Linked DNA regions of Homo sapiens: region 1 is linked to region 2. A link is a loop called in an ENCODE intact Hi-C map of the cell type or tissue named here. Cell type or tissue: psoas muscle. All regions are shown on one strand. Each heading gives the region's core, and the rest is flanking DNA. Links, peaks and the distances in the headings are about the cores only.

Region 1 (9,901 bases), core at 883-8,882, 330 kb after region 2:
GAGAAGACTAAGGCCTGGTTCACAGATGGTTCTGCATGATATGCAGGCACCACCCAAAAGTGGACAGCTGTAGCACTACAGCCCCTTTCTAGGACATCCCTGAAGGACAGCAGTGAAGGGAAATCTTCCCAGTGGGCAGAACTTCAAGCAGTACACCTGGTTGTGCACTTTGCATGAAAGGAGAAATGGTCAGATGTGTGATTACATACTGATTCATGGGCCATAGCCAAAGGTTTGGCTGGATGGTCAGGAATTTGGAAGAAACATGATTGGAAAATTGGTGACAAAGAAATTTGGGGAAGAGGTATGTGGATGGACCTCTCTGAGTGTTCAAAAACTGTGAAGATATTTGTATCCAATGTGAGTGCTCACCAATGGGTGACCTCAGCAGAGGAGAAGTTTAATAATCAAGTGGATAGGATGACTCATTCTGTGGACTCCACTCAGACTCTTTCCCCAGCCATCCCTGTCATTGCCCAATGGGCCCATGAACAAACTGGCCATGGTGGCAGGGATGGAAGTTACGCATGGGTTCAGCAACATGGACTTCCATTCACCAAGGCTGACATGGCTATAGCCACTGCTGAGTGCCCAATTTGCCAGCAGCAGAGATGAACACTGAGCCCTCTACATGGCACCATTCTTTGGGGTGATTAGCCAGCTACCTGGTAGCAGGTTGATTATATTGCACCTCTTCCCATCATGGAAAGGGCAGAAATTTGTCCTCACTGAAACAGACACTCCAGATATGGGTTAGCCTGTCCTGAATGCAATGCTTCTGCCAAGACTACCATCCGTGGACTCACAGAATGCCTTATCCACAGTCATGGTATTCCACATAGCATTGGCTCTGACCAAGGCACTCATGTTACAGCTAAAGAAGTGTAGCAGTGGGCTCATGCTCATGGAATTCACTGGTCTTACTATGTTCCCCATCATCTTGAAGCAGCTGGATTGATAGAATGGTAGAATGGCCTTTTGAAGTCACAATTACAACGCCAACTAGGAGACAATACTTTGCAGGGCTGGGGCAAAGTTCTCCAGAAGGCCATGTATGCTCTGCATCAGCATCCAATATATGGTACTGTTTCTCCCATAGCCAAGATTCACAGGTCCAGGAATCACGGGGTGAAAATGGAAATGGCATCACTTACCATCACCCCTCAAAATTTTTGCTTCCTGTTCCCATGACATTACATTCTGCTGCTAGAGGTCTTAGTTCCAGAGGGAGGAACAGTGCCACCAGGAGACACAAGAACAATTCCATTAAACTGGAAGTTAAGATCGCCACCTGGACACTTTGGGATCCTCCTACCTTTAAGTCAACAGGCTAAGAAGGGAGTTACTGTGTTGGCTAGGGTGATTGACCCGGACTACTAAGATGAAATCAGTCTACTACTCCACAATGGAGGTATGGGAAAGTGTGCATGGAATACAAGAGATCCATTAGCGTGTCTTAGTATTACCGTGCCCTGTGATCAAGGTCAATGGGAAACTACAACAGCTCAATTCAGGCAGGACTACAGATGGCCCAGACCCCTCAGGAATGAAGGTTTGGGTTACTCCACCAGGAAAAATAACAAAACCTGCTGAGGTGTTTGTTAAAGGCAAAGGGAATACAGAATAGGTAGTAGAAGAAGGTAGTCATCTATACCAGCTATGACCACATGACCAGCTGCAGAAACCAGGACTGTAATTGTCATGAATATTTCCTCATTCTTTTGCTAAAAACATGTTTGTGTTTGTATACACTTGTACTAAGAAAATATATTCATTTTAATTCTTTTTCTTTTATCATGTGACATAAGATTTATTGACTTCATATCAACATTTAAGTATTGTTAACTTTATGTAATAGTATTTGGGTTGGGGATTGGTGCGTTTCCAGTTGTGCAAAGGATAGTTGTATTATGTTAGATGTAAATATGACCTTATGATTGTCTTTATTTGGAGATTATGTATGATCTCAGGAGATGTGTATGGGTTCAAGTTGACTAGGGGTGAACTTGTGATGGTTAATACTGAGTGTCAACTTGATTGGATTGAGGCATAAAAAGTATTAATTCTGGGTGTGTCTGTGTGGGTGTTGCCGAAAGAGAGTAACATTTGAGTCAGTGGGCTGGGGAAAGCAGATCACCCTTAATCTGGTGGACACAATCTAATCAGCTTCCAACGAATGTAAAGCAGGCATAAAAACATAAAAAGGAGAGGCAGGCATAAAAACATAAAAAGGAGAGACAGGCCTAGCCTCCCAGCCTGCATCTTTCACCCCTGCTGGATGCCTCCTGCCCTTGAACATCAGACTCCAAGTTCTTCAGTTTTGGGACTGGCTCTCCTTGCTCCTCAGCTTGCAGAGAGCCTATTGAGCCTATTGTGGGACCTTGTGATCGTGTAAGTTAATACTTAATAAACTTCTCTCTCTCTCTCTCTCTCTCTCTCTCTCTCTCTCTCTATATATATATATATATATATATATATATATTCTATTAATTCTGTCCCTCTAAGAGAACCCTGACTAATAGAGAAGGAGTGGAAGGAGTGGCAAATGTTTTTCTTTTTGATTTATGTGAACCTTTTATACAAAAAAGGAAACATCACCTTTTCATGTGTATTGCAAATATCTTCTCTTTTGGCCTTTTTCTGGTTCTTTCAATTAATGCAGAAACATAGGTTGATTTACATGATTGGCAAGTTGGTAGCTTTTAAGAAAACCCAAGTCCAGCTATGCATATTTTATGATGGATGTGGACAAGAAGGAGAAGTTTATTTTGTTCATGCTGCCACAGGCTCCTTCTAAAGGAGTGGACAGTAAGAGGAGGGGACCAGAGAGGGTGGGGACAGAGAGACAGCCTTGTACCTGATCTAGACACCAAGAGATTAGTGGCTACAAGCTCCCAGCCTTGACTGGGAACCTATCCTCCTCTTTCTCAGCAGAATGTTCTTTCTGAGAATTCACTAATGGGGTGGTTTGGAGGCTCAGATGAGTGCCTCCAGGCAAGGGAGGAGACCTTATCATGCCTGCTCAGACTGAGCTGATAGATCCTCTTTCTTTTAGAAGTTGCTAAAGGCTGGCTGTCACCATGCAAGGCAGATAGATGGGAAACCACCATAGGGGCCAAGAGAAAACTCCCTTGCCCTCTGAAAGTTCACTGAAAAATTAACTCGTAAAGGGCAGATTAGCTGGAGAAAAGGTCTACAAGTTTATTTTAACATGCATAGCATAGGAGCATTGTAGAATAATTACCCAATTAACCAATGGGGTACTTCTATATCCTTCTTCTTAGGAGAAGGAGAAATGGGGAAGTGTATTAGTCCATTCTCACATTGCTATAAAGAACTACCTGAGACTGGAGCATTTATAAAGAAAAGAGGCTTCATTGACTCTCAGTTCTGCAGCCTGTACAGGAAGCATGGCTGGGGCTTACAATCATGGCAGAAAGGGAAGCAGGCCTGTCTTACATGACTGAAGAAGGAGGAAGAGAGAGAAAGGGGAGGTGCTACACACTTTTAAACAACGAGAACTCCTGAGAACTCTATCACAAGAACAGCAAGGGGGAGGTCCACCTCTGTGATTCAGTCACCTCCCACCAGGGCACTCATCCAACACTGGGATTACAATTCGACATGTGATTTGGGTGGGGACACAAATCCAAACCATATTAGGAAGTTTGGGTAATTTTAGGAGAGTAATAAGTGACTTTTAGGGAAATTCAATGGGCTTGAAGAACATACAATGGCTTGTGACAAACTGTTGTGCCTAAAGAACAGACCATGGTTTGTGACAAAAGTCTGCCCAGGTGCGTTGACAGACTTCAGACTTTCTTCCTGACATGTGAGTTCAGTTAATGAAAGCCCAGGGAAGGGACCAGGGATCATGTTTTCTTCTTAGGAAGGTCCAGACTTTAGACAGATTAGGGAACTTCAGAGAACAACTTCATCCTGGGCTTTGGGAGAGACAGAGGATTAACACCCAGGAGGTGTTGGTGGGGAGCTGAGAAAGGGGAAAGCCAGACAGACTTTGAGGATTCTTCAGTTCAGCATGTCAAAGGGCCATATTTTGAGGTATTGATTTCTGAGCCCCAACAGCACCCAAGCATTGTGTGAGGCTGTGGGAGCTGTAGTCTACTCCCCTGACTTACAGCAGCACCTCATTCAAGGGTAGATCTTTCAGCATCCAGAATGGCCCCCTTCTGGAAGCTTCCTAATGGGCATCTCTAAGAGAACAGGAAGAGCATAAAAACTCAATGGGAACACTGGGTGGTCTGGGGTGGGCTGAGGCGATGCATAGGCCAGCCTCAACTGCTGGTGTGCACTCTAAAAGCCGATGTCTATGGACTGGGGTTGAGAAAAGTTGGGAAGCTTCAGACTGAGGGGAGAAAAAAGAAAGAGCCCAGAGAAACGTGAGGAGGAGCTTGAATTTCTAGCAAGTCAGTGAAAAAAGGAGGCAACACATAGGCAACCTGGGTGGTTCAGATGCTCCAGGAAGTGTGTATTTTTCCCTAAAAATGCATGGCAGCAGGCACAGGATTATAGGACCCATTTCCTGAGCATATGAGTATTATTAACTGTCACAGCTAATTGTCACAACAGGTGGTGCTTTGTTTTTGTTTATTTTCCTGTTCACTCTTCATTTGACAGAAGCTGAGGACCAGAGGAGTGACTCTCGCACAGCGGCTCGGTGCCTGAGCTGGAATTCCAACCAGGGCTGTCGCCCTCTAAAGCCCTGCCATGGCAGTGCTGCCAGCTCACTCTCCTTGGGCTCCCTTCCCACCTCCCACATCCCCATGTCCCCATGGACTCCTGGTGCCACGGCACAGCTGCATGGGGGTGATTCATGCTGGACACCTGAGACACAAGGAGAGGAGGCAGGGAGCTGCCGAAAGAGGTTCAGTTAAAAACTTCCAACAATGAGGGAGTGAGTTACCAACTTTCAGGAAGCCTTGTTTGGGTCCCAGCCCTTTTCCCTTTGGGTATAATTTGTTGGTATGACACTGAACTAACACATTGCATCTCGAGCTGCTCCCTGCTGAGCTCTGGAGCCCACTAAGGGATGAAAGCAGCTCCTCCTTAGGCCTTTTGTTGTGGCTTTTTCTCTTTTTGGCCAACAGGAGACAGGAATTTGGGAATTATGCAGATGGGGTCTCTCAGAATCTAGCCCTGTGAAGAATAGGTGAAAAGTCTGTCTGGGCATGGTGTCCTGGATAGTCGTCTGGACATGGTATCCTGGGTGTGGAGACTTAGTTTCTTTCTCTGCAGTAAGAATTCACCTTCTTTTGTTAATGTAGATACCAGGGAGGGGATTCATGACAATTGAATTTCTTTTGGAGAAACTTCCCAAGGAAAACTTCAGAGAAAGCCCCTCCACGTGCTTTGGGAGAGAAATAGGATCCAGAGACAGGGGGCAGGGGGAGAGTCAGAGAGACCTTGGTTCTGAGACTGCTCCTTAGTTCAAAGCACTCAGTGCGTCCAAGCACCACACCTTGGGGTATTATTTTCTGAGCCCCAACAGCTACCAAGAAGTGGGAACAGAATGGTAATGATGTTTGCCACAATTTTGCTATAAGCTTTGCTAGGTAACCTCATTAAATTTCCAGAATGGTCTCACAAGCAAGGACAGAGCAGGATTTAGAATGTGGCAGATGTGGCCTCTCGTTCCTGGTTCGCCACCTACCGCTTTGCTTAGTGACTTTGCCCCCACGTAGGTTAATGACATCTGTGTCTGACGTGCTCTGGAGGGTTGAGGCAGGCTCTCCTGGGAGGTTTGCAGCTTCATTAATGATGATAAAGACAAAGGCTTCATAACGCTATAGAAAAAACTAGAAAATACCATGTGAAATAAACACACATGCGTGGATTAGCTGTGCCATGACCACATCCAGATATAACTACTTCCACCCACAGGTAGGAATGGTCATACCAAGGCCATGGGATATGGGTGACTGTTTATTTCTTAACTGTTTTTTTCTCATTTATAAGTTCCTTTGAGTATTTGGCTCAAGTTCATAGATTTAGCATGTTTTGTACTCTCTCCCTCTGGGGAGCCCATTCCAATTGTATAAAGGAATACTGGAAGAAATAAGCTTGCGAGCTGCACAGGGGTTCCTCCAGCCACCTGTGAGATTTTGGGAATTCCTGGCTGCTGGATGGGGTGTGGGAGTGTGCTGAGGGGGAGGCAACAGAGAGCTGGGGACTGCAGCCCAAAGGAAGCCCAGAGGAAGGGTGTGTGTGCGTGCGGGGTGCGGGGGTCTTAGACTGCCAGAGCCACAGGGGTCTGGGCTCAGAGATGGCTGGTTGGAGGGTGGGGGTCTGAACTAGGGATGAAGACAAGGGTTGAAGGTCTCTGCTTGCAGTAGGAGCATGTATATCCTCCCCACTTCCCCACTTCTGGGTACAAAATGTCAGGCAGGCCACAAAAGTTTATCCACAGGGACAAAAAAGTGTGGATGTCTCTAAGAAACTGTAAGAAAGCCACTAGTGTGGGAAGTGAATGCCTCCTGATGTAGTTTGGATGTATGCCTTGCCCACATCTCATATTGAAACATAATCCCCAATGTTAGACGTGGGGCCTGGGGACAGGTGATAGGATTATTGGGTGGGTTTCTCATGGGTTTAGTACCATTGCTCTTGGTACTGTTCTCAAGATAGTGAGTGAGTTATCCTAAGATCTCATTCTTTAGAAGTGTGTGGCACCTTCCCATTCTCTCTCTTGCTCCAGCTTTATTTTATTTATTTATTTTTGAGACAGAGTCTCGCTTTATCACCCAGGCTGGAGTGCAGTGGCACGAACTCAGCTCACTGCAACCTCTGCCTGCCAGGTTCAAGCAATTCTCCTGCCTTAACCTCCTGAGTAGCTGGGATTACAGATGTGTGCCACCATGCCTGGCTAATTTTTTGTGTTTTCGGTAGAGATGGGATTTCCTCATTTTGGCCAGGCCGGTCTTGAGCTCCTGACTTCAAGTATTCTGCTCACCTCGGCCTCAGAAAGTACTGGAATTACAGGCTTGAGCCATCACGCCCGGCTTCGCTCCTGCTTTTGCCATGTGACGTGCCTGCTCCCACTTTGCATTCTGCCATGATGTCTCAAAAATAAAAATAAAAGTTTAAAAAAATTGGAAGTTAAAGCTAAAGAAAATCTTCTAGACTAAGAGAAAAACAAGATAAAACACTATAGAAAAAATGATAGATAATATAAGGACCTCCAAGTAATATGAACTTCCCAAAGAGAGAACAGAAAAAATGAAGGGAGAGAGTTATATATATATAACTGCAGATATATAACTATATATACATATCATTCTATATACCTAAGTATATATATCTATAGGTATAACTATATATGTGATGTGTATATATATGAAGAAGACAAACAAGAATGAAGAGAAGAAACAGAAGAAAATATCTCAGAGCTAATGAAAGATAGTCTTCAGACTGAAATGGCTGAATTTAAAGACTACATCTATCTATATCTGTATCTATCTATCTATATATACACACACACAACACACATATACATAATATAATTACAGAACAAATATTTTAAAGAGAAAGGTTTTAAAAGCTTCACAAATGACGTGGGTAGAGAGAGAGAGAGGCTTCTACAGCAAATAAAGTCACACACTGGCCTTAGAACTCACATCAATAATGCAGAAGCTAGCAGACAACAGATCAGTGCTTTCAAAGTTCAGGTGGAGATGTCTTTGAACCTTAAATCTTATACTTGGCTAAAAGATCAATTGACTGTGAGAGAAAATAAAGACATCTTTGGAGATTTAAAGACTGAAAAAGTTTTTTACACAGAAGAAAGCTGTTGGAAAAGAAAATCTATTAGAGCAGGGAGAATGGCAAGGAGAAGAGCCCCGGGATCGGGCCACAGTGGTGTGCCTGGAGGGCGGTGGAGGGACCCACAGGGTTTCATTTTAGTTCTGGAGAATGGCAAACTTCTGGAGGGACAACGCTGCAGAAAAAAATGAAAAGGAGGCTCCACAGGAGAAACAGGGTGATTGAATGGCTGGAGACACCTGAAAACGTGGTGAGAATGCATACTTTGTTTTTCCACAAGGAAAAATGTTGGCCGAAACCCCAGAAAACAAAAAGCTGTACAAATAAGCCATGGGCCAAATCTGAAGCTATAACTAAAGTACAGCATCACTTTGGGCCACTGATGGAGTGTGAGGAACGTTAATCCATTGCAGCCCCAGGCTGGGGGCACTTTCCCTGGGGAAGTACAGGGGCCAAGAAGTGGAACCCCAAAAACAGGAGACAAGCCTCTCACCCCACTTGGCTCTGCAGTGGCAAAATCGGATACGATTACTTGTTGTCACTTCGTTGGTATTCCGGTTTAGAATGAGCCTATAGAAAAACACACACACACACTGAAGATAATCAGGGTCACTGAATTGAATGTGATTTTTGGTGAGATTGAAATTGTGCAAGTCCAGGCCTATCAGTGGCAAGTAGGAGGAGGAGGTGAGAAGTGGAGGGAAGGGAGAGGATGCTGACGGTCTACTTTGCACAGGGAGGTTGAGAGGCAGATGACATTGGATCACAGAGGAACACGTGCTTTACCATATTGTTTAAAGTTGCAGAGAAAATCAACTCAGGGGAGAACCAAATGTAATTATAAAAGTGTCCAGTATTTGGAGAAAGCAATGAAAAATGATGTGGAGAGTGATGTCAAAGTGTTGAACTGCCATCCTTCGTATGCGAGGTGAGTCAGCAGCATCCTGAAGTGACAAAGATGATGGGCACACTCAAAGAGGTTAACGAGGCACAGAGTATTTTGAGGGGAACTCATTTCAGAGCTGTGGGCTGGGTTAAGGGCCTCTCATCCCAGCACAAGCACCACCCTTAGGTCTTAAGGGACAGGAGACGAATGTTGTTACTGGAGCTGGGCCAGGTGGGGGCCTTGGGTGAGGGGCCTCCCCTCCCCTGTTGCTTTATCGGAGCATAGCACTGCAGAAGCACAGAGGGAGGTTGGGGCAGGTGGGGCCCACTCTGGCCTAACCTACCTGCATGTTCTGCTGATGAAGCCCTTGCAGTCTGCCCCCATCTCCTGGGCACAGAGTAGGGGAGAATGAATCTAGGTTGGGTAAATGAAGAATTACCTGCATGAAAGCCAATAGACATTGTTTGAAGCTGGTGAGTCCAAAACTAGGATAATAAGCATATTATCTAGAAAAATGAAGTAACCCGTTGGAAACCTATAATCAAAGATGGTGAAAGGGCTTTTGGAGAGCAGGGCTGTGGGTAGGGTGTATGTGGGAGAGGATTGCTTTTCAAACAAAAGCTCTCTGTACTATTTGAATTATTTTTTTAATTCTTGAAGAAAACTTGTAAACCACAGGGAAAGCATACGATATCAAAAACATCTCAACTGGCTGAGAAAATGGACTTGATTTAGTAAGACGAAATTTAGCAGCAATTCATTTAAATGAATGACCTTTTTTCCAAAAAAAGGCACGTGGACAGTACAAAGAAATGACTCAGATAGGCCTCCCAGCTTCAACTCTGCCTACGGCATGGTTAAGTGATGCATTGGGGATGCCCACAGCTTTGTGATCTCCTTAAAGAACCGACCCTGCTTCCCCATTGCACGTGAAAAGCAATTCCAGAGGCTATAAGTAGAAATGATAACCTACCTTCTCCCAGTACACCATCAAGCCAATACCATTGTCAATATCCCTGCTTACTGGAGTCACCACCCAAAGTTCCAAGTTTCCCAGTCTCTTCTTAAGGCCCTTCATGGAAATCCATCTCCCATTACTCCTACTCCTCCAAACCCTTCCACCAGGTGCCCTGGAATTCACAGTCTTGTCAAAAACTTTCTCTGTGTTCTCTGACTTCTCATTAAATGTGACCTAATGTTCATGCTCTTTCAGGAGCCCTGCTTTCCCTGAGGACA
Region 2 (9,901 bases), core at 808-8,807:
GGGCTGAGCTGCGGGTGCTGGCCGCGTCTATCTCTGATAGCATCGGCGCTGTGAGCCGTGATGGGGCTGGAAATGGAATTTTCAATTAAGAGTCTCCGCGCGTCCTGGCTTGCATTACACTCTAATTACATTTCAGTCTGATGCGGCACCTCGCTGCGTGAGTCGGGCAGGGCAGGGCCAGCAGGGGCAGCTCCCCCTCTTCTGGCTGTGAGGTCTCTTCTCGCCTCCCGTCGAGCAGTCCCAGGGGTCTTCACATCTCGGCCTCTCTGGGGACTCTCTGGGGCTTGTGTCCCTGCTGGGTGGGCCTACCGGGCCTCCAAGAGTCCTGGGGTGCTACACAGACACAGGGACGCTGGCCCCTGGGCCTTTCACCAGAATTAAATTCAAATGCCTTCTGCTGGCAGAGCCCTCATGCTCTGGGATGCTCCCTACCAGGCCGTCCAGTCTAAAAGAAAAGCTGGAAGAAAGGAGGGCAGAGGTGTGGGCTTGGCCCCCCGGGCTCCGCCTCCCACAGCGAGGTCCTGTTCTCTCAGAATTTCAGCTGAGGTTGGGCTCTGCGAAACTAGCTAAAAAGCTGGCTGGGGCCCGAAAGGGCTGGCCACTGTGCCTGGGGAGCCTGCAGAGGAGACTCCAACATTTGCAGTCTTAAAAAACATACACTTTACATTGTTTTGCTACCTAAACACGCGTTAATGACCAGACAGATCCAGGCCACCTTCCAATCCCAGGAGGTGGAGCAGCTGGGAGATACTAGGCCAGAACCTGTTCCCTGAGAGTGACCTCAGGAGGCCAGGGGGAGGGCTGACCACAGCCGCCCTGGGGACTCGTGGAGGGACACCTAGGCTCCCGCTCTGGAGGCCCTGCCTGGCCTCCACTGAAGCTGCTGCCCTGCTGCACTCAGGGTAGACACAGCAGCACTGTTTTCTTGAAGGCTGGGGTTCCTATTTTTTCTTTTTTTTTTGTCTTGGGCTCTTTCTTGCTTGGGCAATTTTACTGATCACCCACTAACTTAGGAAGTTATGTAAAAGATGTACATGGTTGAACCATTCAATGATGAAAGTTCTTCCATATAGTGAATAACAGAGGGCAGAATTTAAATCCTGAAACTTGGGCACCTTCCAAACTCTACTTTTTGGTCTATTGCTCAATGTGCATGAAATCTAAATGCTTTCTATAATCCCTTTTCTTACCCTTTTTCCATTGCATATCTGACCCAAAAGAACATATTTTTTTTACTCTGTAATTATTATGTTTGTAAAACTGGCTCTAAATACATTAAATCTTTAAGGAGTCTTGGGGAACATTTTTTCTACTGTTTTTATGCACAACTTCCTTATGTTTTTGACCAAGGCAATTTTCTCTTCATTTACTGCTCCCTACATTTGTTGAAGTTTATAGTATTCAAAGCGCTCTTTCTGTTACCAAAAACACTAGGGGTTTGGTCTGGGTCCCGTTGCTCGCCAGAGATGAGTATCGCTAGGGAAGGAGGCTTTTTATTTGGGGACACCAGCCAAGAGAACGGGAATTCAGTTTCAAATCCATCTCCTCGACCTACTACTATTGGGGTTTTTAATAGCAGGGAAGGTGGGGAAACAGGACTTAGGAGGGTAAGGAAGAAATCACAATGAATGAGGGGTGGATGTTATGATCTGGTGAGTTTCAGTCCCTTGCCTGAGGGTTGGTTTCCCAGGAAGGAAGTCAAGTAAGACAATTCTTTTTTTTTTTTTTTTTGAGACAGATTCTTGCTCTGTTGCCAGGCTGGAGTGCAGTGGCGCGATCTTGGCTCACAGCAACCTCTGCCTCCCGAGTTCAAGTGATTCTCCTGCCTCAGACTCTTGAGTAGCTGGGACTACAGGTGCGCCACCACGCCCGGCTAATTTTTGTATTTTTAGTACAGACAGGGTTTCACCATGTTGGCCAGGATGGTCTCAAACTTCTGACCTCAGGCGATCTGCCTGCCTCGGCCTCCCAGAGTTCTGGCATTACTAAGTTTCAAGTTGTAAGACCAGGGAGGGTCAATTTCTATGTTTATTCAAAAAACCTGTACATATCAGGCCCATAGGACCATTGGGCCAGTTTCATTTCCAGCAGGAAGCTGCTTCCTCACGGAGGCGTCCATGGTCATGTACTGCCCGTCTCCCTTCCCCTCCACCCCTCCTCCCGCTTCAGTGGCCAGTCCTCTTACCTCCCGAGACCAGGGCTGTGGAGTCTGTGGGGGCTGTGGAGGGTTTCTGCACCCTCGTGGGGCCAGGCTGCCTGGGATCCAGGGTTGGCCCTGTGGTCCAATGTGTTGTGTGACCGTGGACAGGCCCCTTTCCCTCCCAGCCCCTTAAACTTTCCACCTGAGAAGGAGGGTTTTTGGGGGTCTGGACAGTTCCTGCATCATGAACCACCTTGTACATGATGAAAGCTACGGACTCTGCTCAGAAAAATCCCCACTTAGCCTCATTTCGTTTGGGTTTAAGGGTTCACAGACTCTGAAATCATCCAGTTAAAAACCTGTGACTAGATGGGATGGTCTTCAAGGTGTGTGGCTCTGAGGTTCTGTGTGTTTTTTTGATGCTGAGGCTGGAGCTTGAGCTTCTGAAAGCTGAGAGCAGAGAGCACACACAGCTATTCCCTAGGACTGTGAAGAAACCTGCCCCCTACTTCTCACCCCTGACCCCAGCACTGGGGCGATAGACACCCACTGTGGACAGAGGATTGGGCCCTTTGCTGCTGGGCCTTGTTGGCTGCTGCCCTGATGATGGTGTCTGGGGTGAAACTCAGTTGTCAAGGTGTCCCCCTCTGTCATATGAGGTCCAGCCATTCCCTAGGTGAATCCTTTCCTCCCTGGTGGGGGTTCCCAGGCGGTTGGATGCTGAGCCAGCCACTCCATCTGCCACCTTCTTCCTCTCTTGGGTCTGGTCAAGGGAGACTGAACACAAATGTCTCAGTCAACTGGAGCCAAGGGTCTGTGTCCTCAGGGACTTTCTGCCAATGGCTGCTCTGGAAGACTGAGACTCATCCTTCTGGACTTTGGCACCCACCTGGCCCTGTCCTGACCTCCCAGGGAGCACAGGCAGGGCCTGGGGCTGAAGCTGCCTGTAGGTCACTGCAGGGCTCTGCCTCCTGGGAAGGGTGACCCATCCAGTGAGGTGAGAATGAGTAGGCGCTGGCTGAGAGAGCCCTTTGTCTCCTTTCCCCTAACATCACCCAGAAGCCACTGCCAGGGGTACAGTCCTCACTGCTGTCCTGAGCTGGGGCCAGGGAGAGTGGCTGGGGCACGCCTCGGCTCCCAAGGTAACTAGGGCTGCTGCTTATCTAGCAGGGTCAGCCATGTACCACACAGCCTCCCCTAGAGGGAAGGACCGCATGACTTTTTGTCCAGCAGGGGAAGAAAAAGATGAAAGATGGAGAAACAGTATCAACAGTCAGGCTTGGGAGACAGGAGGGAGCCGCAGAGGATGGGCTGCTCATGTTGGGGGCTGGGGCGGGGCTGTGTGGAGCAGGGTGTGGGTGTGGAGCCAGTTTGGACTCACATGGGCCTGACTTCAAGTTGTGACTCTGCAACCTATCAGCCGGTGACTTCAGTGGGGTCTGTGCCCTTTCTGAGCCTTAGTTTCTTTATTTGTAAAGTAGGAAGATAATCATGCCTCCCTCCCAGGGTTGCTGAGGGAATTAAAGTGTCTGTAAGGCAGTGCCATGTGGTCACTGCTCTGTCAATGTTCACTTTTATTAAACTGGTGGGAAAGGCAAGGGGCTTAGGAATGGGAGTTTTGATCGCAAGCCAGCCTTTGGTACAGGGTGTGGGGTTGGGTAGGCAGGTTTACATCTCTTCATTTTGTGGTCAACAGAGGGAGAGGCAAAAGAGTACTTTTTACAATATCTAGAAAGAGGTGAAAGGAAGGACTGAAACAGATATCTGTATACCCACGTTCATAGTGCATTATTTACAATAGTCAAAGGTGGAAGCAGCCCAGGTGTCCATCGACAGATGAAGGATAAACAAAACGCAGCATGTACCTGCAGCGAATATGAACCTTGAGGACATTATGTTGAGTGAAAGAAACCAGTCACAAAATACCGTACGATTGCACTTACATGGGGTCCCCAGAATAGGCAAATTCATACAGATGGAAAGTAGAATGGTGGGTGCCAGGGGCTTGGAGGAAGGGGAAGGGGGAATTAGTGTTTTGTGGGTGCAGAGTTTCAGTTTGGAAAGAGGCAGAGTTCTGGAGACGGAAGGTGCAGATGGTTGCACAGCAATGTGAATGCGCTTAATGCCACTTCAACATGGTTAAAGTGGCAAACTTCTTGTGATGCATATTTTACTACATGAACAAACCAGACGTTACAGCTGGGTGGCATTCCCTGTGGGCGGAGGGGAGGGGCTGGCTGACCCCTTAGCTCTGGAGCCTCACTCCCGTTCCGGGACTGTCTTCATTAGGCCCTGCAAGGCCCAGTGCTGATGAAGGCAAGGCCTCTGCCTGCTGGCCGAGCCCCTGGGCAGGCGTATCTTAAGGCAGCCCCTCCAGTGCCAGCCCTGCTTCCAGCTCCTCTCCAGAAGCCCCTCATTTATTAGGAGAGTGCTTCCTGCTGTCTTCTCCAACCCCATTGGCAGCCCGGTTGAGCACCGGGGGCTGGCACTCTTGTTGACCCAGGCAGCCAGGGCTGGTACAGCCGCAGGCCCGGCCTCACAGCCGAGCTATCCTGGCAGCTGGAGGCCTCCGGGGCCAGGGGCCGGCTCCGGGTCCAGAAATAGGGCGAGCAGGTGGCGCGGGGGAGCGGGCTTGTCAGGCAGCGCTCTGAAGTACCAGCTCTGCTCCGCCAGGGGGAGATAGAGCCCCGCAGTTGGCTCCGCGGCTTGCGCGGCCGTAGCCAGAAAGCTGCTTCGGAGCTGGGGTCGGGAACCCGGCTCTGGGCCTGACCAGATTCCCCTAGCCCCCATCTGATCCCTGCAGGGCTCCCAGGCCCCGACCTGCGCTGTGCGTGGCCCTCGCCAAAACCAATGCCTCGGGTATCTATTAATATTGGCTATGAAACAAAGCAACCCCCAAACTCAGTGGCTTAAAACTACCATTTTATTCTCGCACGTTTCTACGAGTTCTTCTGATCCACGTGGTGTCGACTGGGGCTGCTGCATTTGCAGGCTCGGCTGGCTGACACCCCAGGGGGCTGATCCTCCCACTGGGCTGGCCCTCCCACGGGGCTGGTCTTCCATGAGCTGGTCCTCCCAGGGGGCTGGTCCTCCACAGGCTGGTCCTCCCACGGGGCTGGTCCTCCACAGGCTGGTCCTCCCACGGGGCTGGTCCTCCACGGGGTTGGTCCTCCCACAGGGCTGGTCTTCCACGGACTGGTCCTCCCACGGGGCTGGTCCTCCACGGGATTGGTCCTCCCACGGGGCTGGCCCTCCCGGGGCTGGCAGTGGTGCTGACTGTCGACTGGGAGCTGGCTGGGGCTCCCGACCGTAGTCAGTGCCCACGCGAGCCGCTCCTGTGGCTGTGCTCCTCCAGGGAGGACCCTAAAAGCCAGTGTTGAGGAGGGGAGAAGAGGAAGTTCCTCCGCAAGGCGAGACCCAGATAGGCACAGAGCCACTGCCGCAGACTCCTGCTGACCTCTCAGGGCCAGGCCGACCCAAGGGCAGGAAAACAGATGCCGCCTCTTGGAGAGAGGGACGAGGAATTTGGCGGCCGGCTTTAACCTTCCCTAGAGCTTGATGTCTCCGGGCCTCGGTTTCCCGTCCGCCAAATGGAGCCCTATGCTACGAGAGCTACCACTTATTCCACCAGACTTTTACAGATCTTTACAACCCCCAGGAGAGGGTCAGAGGCAGAGAGCAGGCTTCGAGGGAGCCAGGGAGGCTCTTGCTTAGGTAGCTGGCTAGGAGTTAACTTTCCCAGGGACAAAAGCCACATTCATTGGAAGCTTTTGAGGTACCAGGTTGTGTGCTTTACTTTCATTACCTTTAATCTTCAAAGTAACCCTGTAAGGTGAGTAAAATTGCCCCCATTTTATAGATGACAAAGCTGAACCCCTGTTAGTGAGTTGCAGGACTCACCCCCTTCTCCAAACCCCTGTTAATGACTTGCAGGACTCACCCCGCTAGAGAAGGGGAGAGCAGTCTCTACATTCCAGGGGGCCTTTCTCTGAGAAGCATGTGCTTCTGCCAACGCACTGCCTGCCCAGAAAGCAAAGCCCTACTGTGTTTGTAGCTCAGGAATCTTCACAGCAGGAGGACAAGGATGACTGGCATGCGAAGGGCCCTTCTGAGCCATTTATGGCAGGGAGTGGAGGAGCAGGGAGCTGGCTGGCTGGGAGGATTCTGGAAGGATGGGCTGTGTGGGAGAATCATGTGCAGTTGGGGAATGCCATCTGACTGCTGTCTCTGAAGGAAGGGCCAGACATGGGAAGATAGCACTGAATTTACAGTATGAGGGATTGGGATTCATCTCAAGATAGTGGTTGAAGAAAAAGGTTCTCCCCCGATGTTAAAGGAAAAGACCTTTATTCTGTTGGGGCATGTATAATGCAGACATAGAAGAATATACTGATATTGTAACAGAACTCACAACAGAATATACTGCTATTGTAACAGAACTCACTTATCCTTAGTAATGCCCTTTACACTGAAATTGTCCCGTTTGGGCAACTGAAAAATGAGTATGACCATTGCCTGCTGTCGGGGGCAGGGCATTGCCACAGCAGAATTGGAGAGCCAAAAACTCAAATTCTCAGGTATGACATGACAAATAGGAAGAAATGTGATCAGTCAGAAACAGTTTCTCCTCAAGCTCTGTTGCTCAGAGATAACCACTGATGTCACTTGCATAGTTTTTGATGTTTTCTGCGTGCAGGAATTTTTCACAGGGCTGTATGCAGCCTACCTGGATGTATAATATTGCCTCTTGTGTTTCTGTCTCTTTTCTTTATTTAACATTATAGACCTTTTCATCATGATGTAAACCTCACAGTTACTTTGTGATGTGGACAATTTTTCTTCCATTCTATTAATGAAAACTGGAGTCTCAGAGAGGTCCTGCAGTTTGCGCAAGATCCCACAGCTAGTGAACAGCAGATTTGAGACACACGTCTAGGTCTCTGATGGACTGAACTCCTTCTGCTCTGCCAGCTGCTTCCTATAATCCGGGGCACCCCTGTCGGCCTGGTGTTTGGAGGCAGGTGGGGAGAGGGTAGACCCCCAAGGGCTTTCCATTTGCTCACATGCTTGAGTTGTGTGGACCAGGTATTAATGGATTCTCTGTGTATCTTAGGTTGTTTGCAGTGAATGGGCTGCCTGTTCTTTGGTTCCAGCTTAGTTTAGAAATGTGGTAGCTATTATATTGGGCCACCCAGCAGGGACCTCCCTTTTCTTCCTTTTTTGGGTAAGATACCTGGTCCTCAGGTCTTCTGCAGATCACAGGGATTGGCACGAGTTTTTCCCCAGGATTTTTCTCCTGTTGGTAGTGGAAAGACTGTCTCTTCCCATGGGGTCGCAGTCCTGGAAGAATGTGACTCTGGGTTGCCAGCAGAATGGCTCACCAAGGGCATGACCTGCATCCTGGATTCAGTTGTGTGGGATGCCATCAACCCCACTCCCACCCCATCCTTCTCAGTTATATGACTGAGCACATCCTTTTGTGATGGAACAAGTCAGTGCGGGGTTTTTGTCACGTGCAATCAAGGGTCTTGAACAGAACAGGAGTCATTCATTATAACCAACAGCAACTTACTCAAACTAACTCATGTATAAAAGTTTGTGTGTGTGTGTGTGTGTGTGTGTGAGTACGTAGGGAATTCTTTTGGCATTGAGGAACAGGACATACAACTTGACCTTGTGAGAAATGGGGAGTCAGGAGGGAGTTCCTCAGGCCATCTTTCCTCCTCTGTTCCTTTGGGGTCTCAGTTTCACCACTGCATCCCTCTGGGTTTCTGCTCCACTCATCTATTTTCCTCTGTAGACTGGCTGGTCTGTGACTTGTTGGATGCTCTGGTACCTAAGCTCATCTGTGGCTTTGGACAGCCTTGGTGCCCACGATGGTCCTGATCCTCAAGGTCTGCATCTCAGCCACACCTGCAGGATCTCCTGGTGTGCTGTGCTAATTACATGGACCCAGGAGGAAAGCAAAAATGCATATCTAGTCCTGGGTCAATCATCTGTGGACAGAAGCATGAGGTCATGGGTATAGTCACGGTTCCATAGACCACCTCTTCAGCAAAGGCCATGGGTGGAGCATTTTCTCTTAGTGGGAATGATAGGGAGGCAGCCATGGCATGCCTGGTGCAGAGTGGCTGACACTGGTTGTCCCAGATTCCCCTGTGGTCAGAGGTCCCGTGGCCTTCAGTGGTCTGAGTCATCCTGCCATGCTTCCTCATGCCATAAGGGAGACCCTCACCATCTAGTTCCCATCCTCGCGCTTTCATCCTAGTGACTGGAATCCTCCCCTACATGCCACTCTTCCCACACTTCCATCCACCACCATGACTGAGTGGATTCTCCCCAGCAGGTGCCACACTGTGTGGCTTTGCCCTCCTGCTGGTCTCTCTGACCCAGCACTGCTTCTGTCTTTGATAGCCAGAAAGATCCAGCTCAGCTGCCCACTTCCCATGATAACCTTTCTTGATTTCAAAACTTTCCTCTCTCTGCTCCCTAGTCTCTCCTTGCTTCCTCTAGTAGAGTATTCATTACAGTGAGTTATAATAACGTTTTTCTTTTGTCTGTCTCCCACACTAGGCAGTAATTTAGTATGATGTAATGGGAAGACTTTGGCATAAAAAAATCCTGAGTTCAAATTATGACCCAGTTATACTACACATTAGCCGTATGTCTATGATGAGTGATTCAACCTTTTTGAGTGTTAATTCCTAATTTGCAAAATACAGACAATAATGGTGCCCACCTCATAGGCCTATTGTGAATACTAAATAAGATAAATATATAAAGTGAGTTGCATTGTGCCTTTATTGAAGGCAGGGACAATGCTTAACTCATCTTTTCTTCCTCAGTGCCAAGCATGGGGACTATCATATAGGAGACTTTGTACAACTTTGTTGAATGGATGAATGTTTAATTCAAAGAATAAAGAAGCTCTAAGAATGGACTGTTGAATACTGGGATAAAAGGGGATGCTTTGAGGCATATACTAAAAGAGATTGGGAGGTGTCTGTTAGTTGAGAATTCATGATGCATAAGACACCTCATCCCCTAACCTTTCCTAGGCCCATGGAGGTCTATGGTTGCCAACAAAGGAAGGATGGTCACAAAGGAGTTGGTAGGATCAGACTTATCTGTATTGTCTTTGGCTGCATAACAATAGTACCACAAACTTCATAGCTTAAAATATCACCCATTTATTATCTCATAGTTTCTATGGGTTAGGATTCTGGGCACTCTTTAACTGGATTTCTGTAAGACTGCAATCAAGGTATTGACCATGGCTGGGGTCTCATCAGTTCCCTGGAAGCTGCTGGACTAAGAGCCCTAGTTGTGTGCATTGGCTGTGGTAAGAGATTACCCTCTAGTTTCCTGCTACATGGCCCTCCCCACAGGCAGCTTATAACATCACAGTTTGCTTCTTCAAAGTCAGCAGGGGAAAGGGAGAGACTGCAATAGAACAGGCACTACTATCTTATGTAATATACCCATATTCAGAAATCAGGTACACATATGCCTGTAAGCCCCATCACCTTTGGCATATTCTATATGGTTAGAAGCAGGTCACGGATCCTTCCCACACACGAAGGGAATAAACATTAAGAGTCAGAGAAAACAGGGGACCATCTTAGACTCAGTGTATCATATCATTTCACATTAAACAACTATAAAATTGAACAAAATATTTGAAGCAACTACTTTTGGACACGGAACAGAGGACAGCATTGGACTGTATACCCCGAGAAGAGCACAGGAGGTGAGCTCCAC

What was found. Peaks named below come from ENCODE experiments on the same cell type or tissue, not always from the same donor. Only the 100,000 strongest peaks of a DNase experiment are listed, where the experiment ranks them.
Region 1: a loop joins it to region 2, with 4 times the contacts of the local background. A loop is called at or near these places in 2 of 110 quality-filtered maps.

The regions. Positions count from the first base shown.
Region 1 is chr2:126,638,522-126,648,422 of GRCh38, reverse strand. No RefSeq gene overlaps it. Among named protein-coding and RNA genes, the nearest start is that of GYPC, 13 kb to the left of the region's middle. RefSeq lists a cis regulatory region at 2,639-3,302 and enhancers at 3,478-3,577, 3,658-3,707. In psoas muscle, for the core only: a CTCF peak has its summit at 4,708; a DNase peak (open chromatin) is centred at 4,742.
Region 2 is chr2:126,967,092-126,976,992 of GRCh38, reverse strand. No RefSeq gene overlaps it. Among named protein-coding and RNA genes, the nearest start is that of TEX51, 73 kb to the right of the region's middle. RefSeq lists an enhancer at 5,061-6,028. In psoas muscle, for the core only: a CTCF peak has its summit at 4,803 (motif pointing right); DNase peaks (open chromatin) are centred at 4,792, 5,182 and 5,282; H3K4me3 peaks cover 1,245 bases; H3K27ac peaks cover 709 bases.